Regions from separate parts of the Homo sapiens genome. Here region 2 is linked to region 1. Evidence: chromatin contacts called from ENCODE Hi-C or POLR2A ChIA-PET data. All regions are on one chromosome and are shown on one strand. The core of a region is the stretch at or near the end of the contact, and the rest is flanking DNA. Distances in the headings are between cores, read along the strand shown. Region 1 has its middle 9.1 kb from the start of LINC01936. Region 2 has its middle 140 kb from the start of CAPN13.

Evidence for each region. Hi-C counts contacts between places; a loop is a spot of excess contacts on that map. ChIA-PET counts read pairs that join two places held with the same protein, here RNA polymerase II (POLR2A). Pooled maps may share reads with other maps.
Region 2: a loop to region 1 is called in a pooled map, with 8 times the contacts of the local background. The contact joins two enhancer-like sites. A Hi-C loop is called at or near these places in 4 of 50 pooled maps. POLR2A ChIA-PET finds 5 or more read pairs at or near these places in 3 of 52 experiments (BJ, OCI-LY7 and naive thymus-derived CD8-positive, alpha-beta T cell).

Annotation. Positions count from the first base shown.
Region 1 is chr2:30,335,982-30,339,063 of GRCh38, reverse strand. No RefSeq gene overlaps it. Among named protein-coding and RNA genes, the nearest start is that of LINC01936, 9.1 kb to the left of the region's middle. RefSeq lists enhancers at 1,005-1,244, 1,625-1,814, 2,675-2,744, 2,755-2,814, 2,905-3,004 and 1 more. Within about 2 kb of position 1,328, at least 9 of the 41 ENCODE cell types and tissues checked have a DNase peak (open chromatin) inside an H3K27ac peak, as active enhancers do; they include OCI-LY7, where a contact is called at or near this core.
Region 2 is chr2:30,664,881-30,668,109 of GRCh38, reverse strand. No RefSeq gene overlaps it. Among named protein-coding and RNA genes, the nearest start is that of CAPN13, 140 kb to the left of the region's middle. Within about 2 kb of position 1,414, at least 15 of the 41 ENCODE cell types and tissues checked have a DNase peak (open chromatin) inside an H3K27ac peak, as active enhancers do; they include OCI-LY7, where a contact is called at or near this core.

The sequences.
Region 1 (3,082 bases), core at 79-2,578:
ATCTCCACCAGATAGCGGGTCACCAGCATCTCTCCCATGGCTATTACAGTAGATTCCAAGAGGGTCTTCCTGCCTCCTCCCTTTCCTCTCTCCAGTTCTTTCTTTACACAGTAACCAGAGTAATCTTTCACAGTATAAATCAAGTCATGTCTCTTGGCTGCTTTAAAACCCTGCAGTGGCTTTTTACAATAAATCCGAAGTCTTTTCCATGTTCTACAAAGCCTTCCATGACCTCACTCCTGTCTTTTCCACCTCACCTTGAAACCCTCCCCTTCCTCCCTGGCCCGGCTAGCCAGCCTCATTCTTTCCTAACACACAATGCATGCTTTATTGTTTCAGGGCAGGAATTGGCAGAATACTTCCTGCTTCTGTTTTATAAATAAAGTTTTATTGGAACACAGGCATGACAGAGATTGATGGACCATGAAGCCAAAGGTATTTACTATCTGGCCCTGCACCGAATGTTTGCTGAACCCTCTTTTGGGGCCTTTGGCCTTGCCTCTGGCTCTTTTTCCAGTTTGTAGCCCAGTTGATTCCTTGACTTTCAGCTCTCAGCTTACATGTTACCCCTTCAAATGGATCATCCTTGACAACATTGCTTCAGTGGAAGTCCCTCTCTCCAACCCAAAAACACCCTTATTCTCCATCACACACTCTGCTTCTGACCTTTGTAGCATTTTCTCAATTTTAGATTACATATATATTTATTACTTTACCTGTTTACTGTCCATATCCTTCCCTGACAACTCTAAGCTCCACGAGGGTAAGGACTGTGGCTGTTTTGTTCAGTATTGCACTCCTTGCACCTCCAAGTGCCTTCTCTTGCTAATAAACCACCGGAATTCCTGCATCCAGTTGAGGCTTGATCCCTTCAGAGCGGCTCCTACTCTCCCAACCACTCCGCTAGTCTGTATACTGATCCAGCAATTCTCCGCTACTGAGGTGAGGTTGGGCACAGGTGATGCTTCCAGAGAGCAGTTGAGTGTGGAGTCTGAGCCACAGGGTTGCATTTCCTAACAATTCTCAGCCATCTGAGGAGTTGTGACACCACCTCACTGTGTGTTTGATTTTTAAAAAATGATGTTACAGGCCGGGTGTGGTGGCTGACGCCTGTAATCCCAGAATTTTGGGAGGCCGAGGTGGATGAATCACCTGAAGTCAAGAGTTTGAGACCAGCCTGGCCAACTTGGTGAAACCCTGTCTCTACTAAAAATACAAAAATTAGCTGGGCGTGGTGGTGCCTGCCTGTAATCCCAGCTACTCGGAAGACTAAGACAGGAGAATCACTTGAACCGGGAGCCGGAAGTCGCGGTGAGGCAAGATCGCACCACTGCACTCTCCAGCATGGGTGACAGAGTGAGACTCTGACTCAAAAACAAAACAAAACAAAAAAGATGTTACAATTCCCTCACTGTTCCACACATTCTAGAAAATAAAAACTGAGCACAGGGTAGCATGCATTTATCTTTCATTAAAACAACCTGAGAGTTACTTTGGGGAGCAGTAATTCTGGAGGGCTGCCGGGAGGAGGTCCCTCAGCAGCACTTGTAGTTGCCTCCTCTGCAGCCACCTTGAGCCTGTGCCACCTTCCAGGGTCCTGATTCCTTGCTAACTTCCCCAGAGCACGGGCTGGACAGGTGCAGTTGGGGCTGGGAGGCCAGGCAAGCAGCTGCAGCTCAGGGGCACTGAGGGCGCGGGCCTGGAGACCGTTCTTGGGGAACAGGCCGAAAGAAACCAGGGACATGTAAACACATCAGACTGAGACTCAGGCCCCAGAACCATTGCTTTCAGATGTACACAGGCAGTCATGGGGAGGAGATGCAGAACAGGAAGTGGTTTAGAAAGCCACTCTCTCAGCTTTACAGATGAGAAAACTACATCTAGAGAAGGGACCTACCGGGTTAAAATTAGAACGGACAAGAACACAGGTCTCTCACCATTCTCCTAGTGTGTTCTTCTAGGCTGAATCACCCAGGCTGTCCTAAGCTTCTAAGGTGTCCTCCCGGACAGTATCTAGAATGGCTGGGCACAGCTAGGATTTCTCTGGAAAGCTTCATGGAGGGGGCTTGGAAGAGCACTGGACTTGGCCTTGGGTGAAGCTAGGTTTGAACCCTGTCCTCTCAATAGCTGCAAGTCCAGGACTAATGTCCCAAACTGCTTTGAGCCTCAGTTTCACAACCGTAAACTGTGGTAAGAGTCTCTGAATTGCTGGACAGTTTTGAAGATTCAATGAAGTAAGACCCGAGTGTGCCTCAGGAGTTCCAGATACATAGCAGGCATGCAGACATTCAGTCAATATTAGTTGGATTTTGAGTAGCCAAGCTAGCAGAGGAGGGGCCGGAGCAGGAAACCGTGTATCCATGGGGTATGGTGTCTTCTATAGTAATTCCAAATGAGTTCATCAAAGGAAGAGTCCACGACAAATGGCCCTTTTCCATCCCCTCAATCCCAACCTCCCAGAATACCATGTTTCGGGTACTACAAGGATGACGGTTGCATCTCTCCAATGTCTTCAGAGGAATCAGGGTTTATACTCATAACATCTTACATCCTGGGACATAGGTTTCAGTATGACCTATGCTATTGTCTTTGGATACCTGCTTACCAAAGGCATTCCACCCTCTCTAGGCCATTTGATAAATATCCAGCGAAACAATGTTATCATTGTTGGGTGGTTCAGCTCCCCACCCACTCTGGCAACAAAAGGATATCGTTAATGTCCTCTGTGCAACAAAAGGATATCATTTGTCTTAATCTGGGGCATGTGTTCAGAGTCCTTTGAGATCTCAGAGCATTCTTCTTCCCCCAGATCCAGGTTGCCTGACTGTGCTCTGAGAAATTCTGAGTGTTCAACAGAGCCTCTGCTGGTGGGAGAGGGGCCAGAGTGGGTGGGGTGCTGAGCCACCCATCACCCTTCCTTCAGAGAAGTTTCAGTTTTAGCTCTTTGCATATTGGGTATCTTTGTAAGATTATATTTGAACTAAAATTTTTGCAGTTAAAAACCAGTTTGCAAATTGTGCACTGGAGACTGAAACTAATGGCTGCCAGGTTCTGTCCTAGGTGGTTGGCACATGTCATCTTG
Region 2 (3,229 bases), core at 165-2,664, 330 kb before region 1:
GCAGAAGCTGTAGTGAGCTGAGATTGGGCCACTGCACTCCAGCCTGGGCAACAGTGAGACCCTGTCTCAAAAAAAAAAAATTATATGACAAAACCCTAAACAAATGTATTTGTCATATCTATAAATGTAAATGTGCTAAATTCACCTCTTAAGAAGATTTCAGATAGACTCATAGAGCAAAACCAAACTCTGTGCACCATGCAAAAGGCATACCTAAAACCAAATGATTCAGGAAGGCTGAAAATAAAAGAATGGGCAATGTCACACTAGGTAAATGCCAAGATGAAAAAAATCAAGATTCATGAAGTTAATGTAAGGAAAGGGAGGGTTCAGAAATCACTATACAAGACAAAGACACTTTATAATGCCAAGGGTTGTAATTTACAACTCAGATGTAAGAATTATGAACATGGCAGTCAACACAGTAGCAAATTTTATATAGTAAGAATTATGGAAAAAATCGGGAGAAATTGATAAACACACATAATAAGAGATTTAAATTTATGTCTCAGTCTAGGGCAGATCAAGAAAACAAACAAAAAGAAATAGGTCAAGTTATAGTCAACCTTAGTAAGATCACAGGGCAAGTACTGTATCCTAATAATAGAGAACACACCTTTTCAATGCCAAGTGAAGATAAACACTCATGAAAACCTTACATTAAGCCACAAAGAGAACCTCAATAAATAGTCTAGTCACAATAAATGTAATAAAATTAAAAATGAATAACAATATAATAAAAACATTCTTTTCATCTGAAAATTAATAAACTCCTTTCTAAATTAATAAACTCCTTACTCTTAGGGTAAAGGGGAAAATAGAAACAAATAGAATTAAGTGTGTGTATTAAAATAATAAAGTACACACGTTAAATCCAATGAGGATATAAATAAAGCAGTGCTCAGAGGAAAAATCAGTAAAAAAAAAAAATAATAAAACAGGTGAATAAGATTCAGTTCAGAAAGAGAAAAACAGCAGGAAGGAAAATATAAAAACAAAGTAATTAATTTGATAACAGAGAAACATAGTACCAATACATAAATCCAAAAGCTGGTCCTTTGAAAAGAGTAAATTGAGAAATGAAAAAGAAGATACAAATAACAAAGAAACAGGCGGAGTAAACATAGAAAGGAAAATTAAAATAATCATATGAAACCACTTTGCATGCTATTAAGTGAATATATCCTAAAACCTGATATAATGGAAGTCAATTTGGGCTGGTAAGAGAAAAAAATTAGATAAATTAAATTGAGCAGTGTATTTGAACAAATAATGATTCATGAATTAGGCAGTCCTCAGAACCAGGAGAGGTTCAGAGAGCTACACTTGGCAACGTGAGCAGGCAGTATTTACAGATAGAAAAAGGAAGTGACACACAGAACGCTTGACTGATTACAGCTGGGCATTTGCCTTATAAGGACATGATCTGATCAGTTGGTAGCCTGTGATTGGCTGAAGCTCAGCTGCTCTAACTGGCTGAAACTCAGCTATTTGTTACAGGAATATACTCTTAGTGAAGTTGCAGTTTGTTTACATACAAAGTTAAGTTGCAGTTTGCTATGTATGAACTCAAAGTAGGAAGGCAGCCTCAGGCCAAATTTAGTTCAATTTAACAGGGCTCAGAGGGGTTGCATGAGTAACTAGTAGAGCCAAGACTGTATCCCAGTCTTGTGACTCCCAAGTTAAAGTTTCTCAAGCACGTCCACTGTCTCCTGCCTGCAGCTTCCTTGGACAACGGCTGGGAGATCTGGATCCTGTCTAAGGTCTGCAGGAGGGGAAACTGGCAGAAAAGACTGGCTCTGGATTTGTAGAGCTTGTGAAAAAAACCATCCATCATTGGCATCAGGGACCAAGAGGCCTAGCTAGACAGAGTCCTCCCTCTTTTTGGAAGCCCCAGCCTGCCCATCAGGATCATCCAGCACACAGTGCACACCACCCCACAGCTTTCTGGCTCTACTGGACTCTGACTTCTCCCCTTACTCAGCCTGGACTGCATCTTTCATCTGTCTGGGGTCCTCAGGACAGCACTCACTTCTGCCACTTTCCCACCTCGTCCACTTCGAATAGCCAGATCCCAGCCAGCTGTAATGCAGGCCATGCCTCCTCAAGAAATTGATACAGCACCCAAGAGGTGAGGGGCAAACCAGCATCCCCAAACCCAAGTGTGGAGTCCACCCAACAGAGAGTGGGCTTGAAGAGAGCTGGAATGTGGATCAGCAGCCCATAAGGATGCAAAATCAAGGCCAGGCTGACAGACACAAAAGATACCCCCCATATTGGGTTCAGTGGAAGAGAGAGTTGTGGAACAATGCGATTAGTATAATCTACTCTGTAAACTTTTTTTGCTCATTGTAAAAGCAGGATGATGGGGGAGAGACAGGAACACATGAAGTGAAAATATATTTTCCTATCACCCAGGAATCCCCAGCCTCTGTTTCTAGGAGTCAAGCTCAATTTTCATGTCTGGTATATTCTTATTTTTCCAAAGTTATTCCATGTATGAAATAGCATGTAAATGTTTATAAATAGGTTACACATACACATACATTATATTAAAATTTAACACCAAATGGAGCCATTCATTAATGTGTTCATTCAGTCTTCCATTTTAAATGGATTCAATGCCAAAGATCCGACAATGAGCAAAACTAGAGCCAGTCCTTGCTCCCACACAGTCTAGTGTGGATACGACCATTAAATATCCACACAAAGGAAGGTATAATTAGAAACTGAGATCCAGTGAGGAAACACATGTGAAAGTCTCAACAGTGAAGCTTCCCACAGTGGCAGCCACAACTGTCATTGTTTAAGAGGCAGTTACCAGCAAGCTGGGCATCCCAGACCTGGCCATAGATGCATTCTCTTCAGGCCTCTACTCTGCTTCTGATTGAGAACCAGAGCTGTGACTCACTGCCCTCCACCATCTGCTGGAGGGGCTCAAATGACTCAGCCCCACCCCACCCCACCCCATCCCCCAGGAATGCTTCAGAGGAGCAAGAGACGAAATTATTCCGTGTGACTCAGGCCCAGCCTGGCCCACACCCTCTGCCCGTCTGTGCCTGAGAAGCAGTGGTGGCCATCGCCGTGCCCCTGAAGGACACATATTTTCAGGTAAAGAATGTGCTTAGGAAGATTGTCTTAGCCTGTTTGGGCTGCTACAACAAAAACGCCACAGACTGGGTGGCTTAAATGACACACATTTACTTCTTACAGTTTTGGAGTCTGGGAA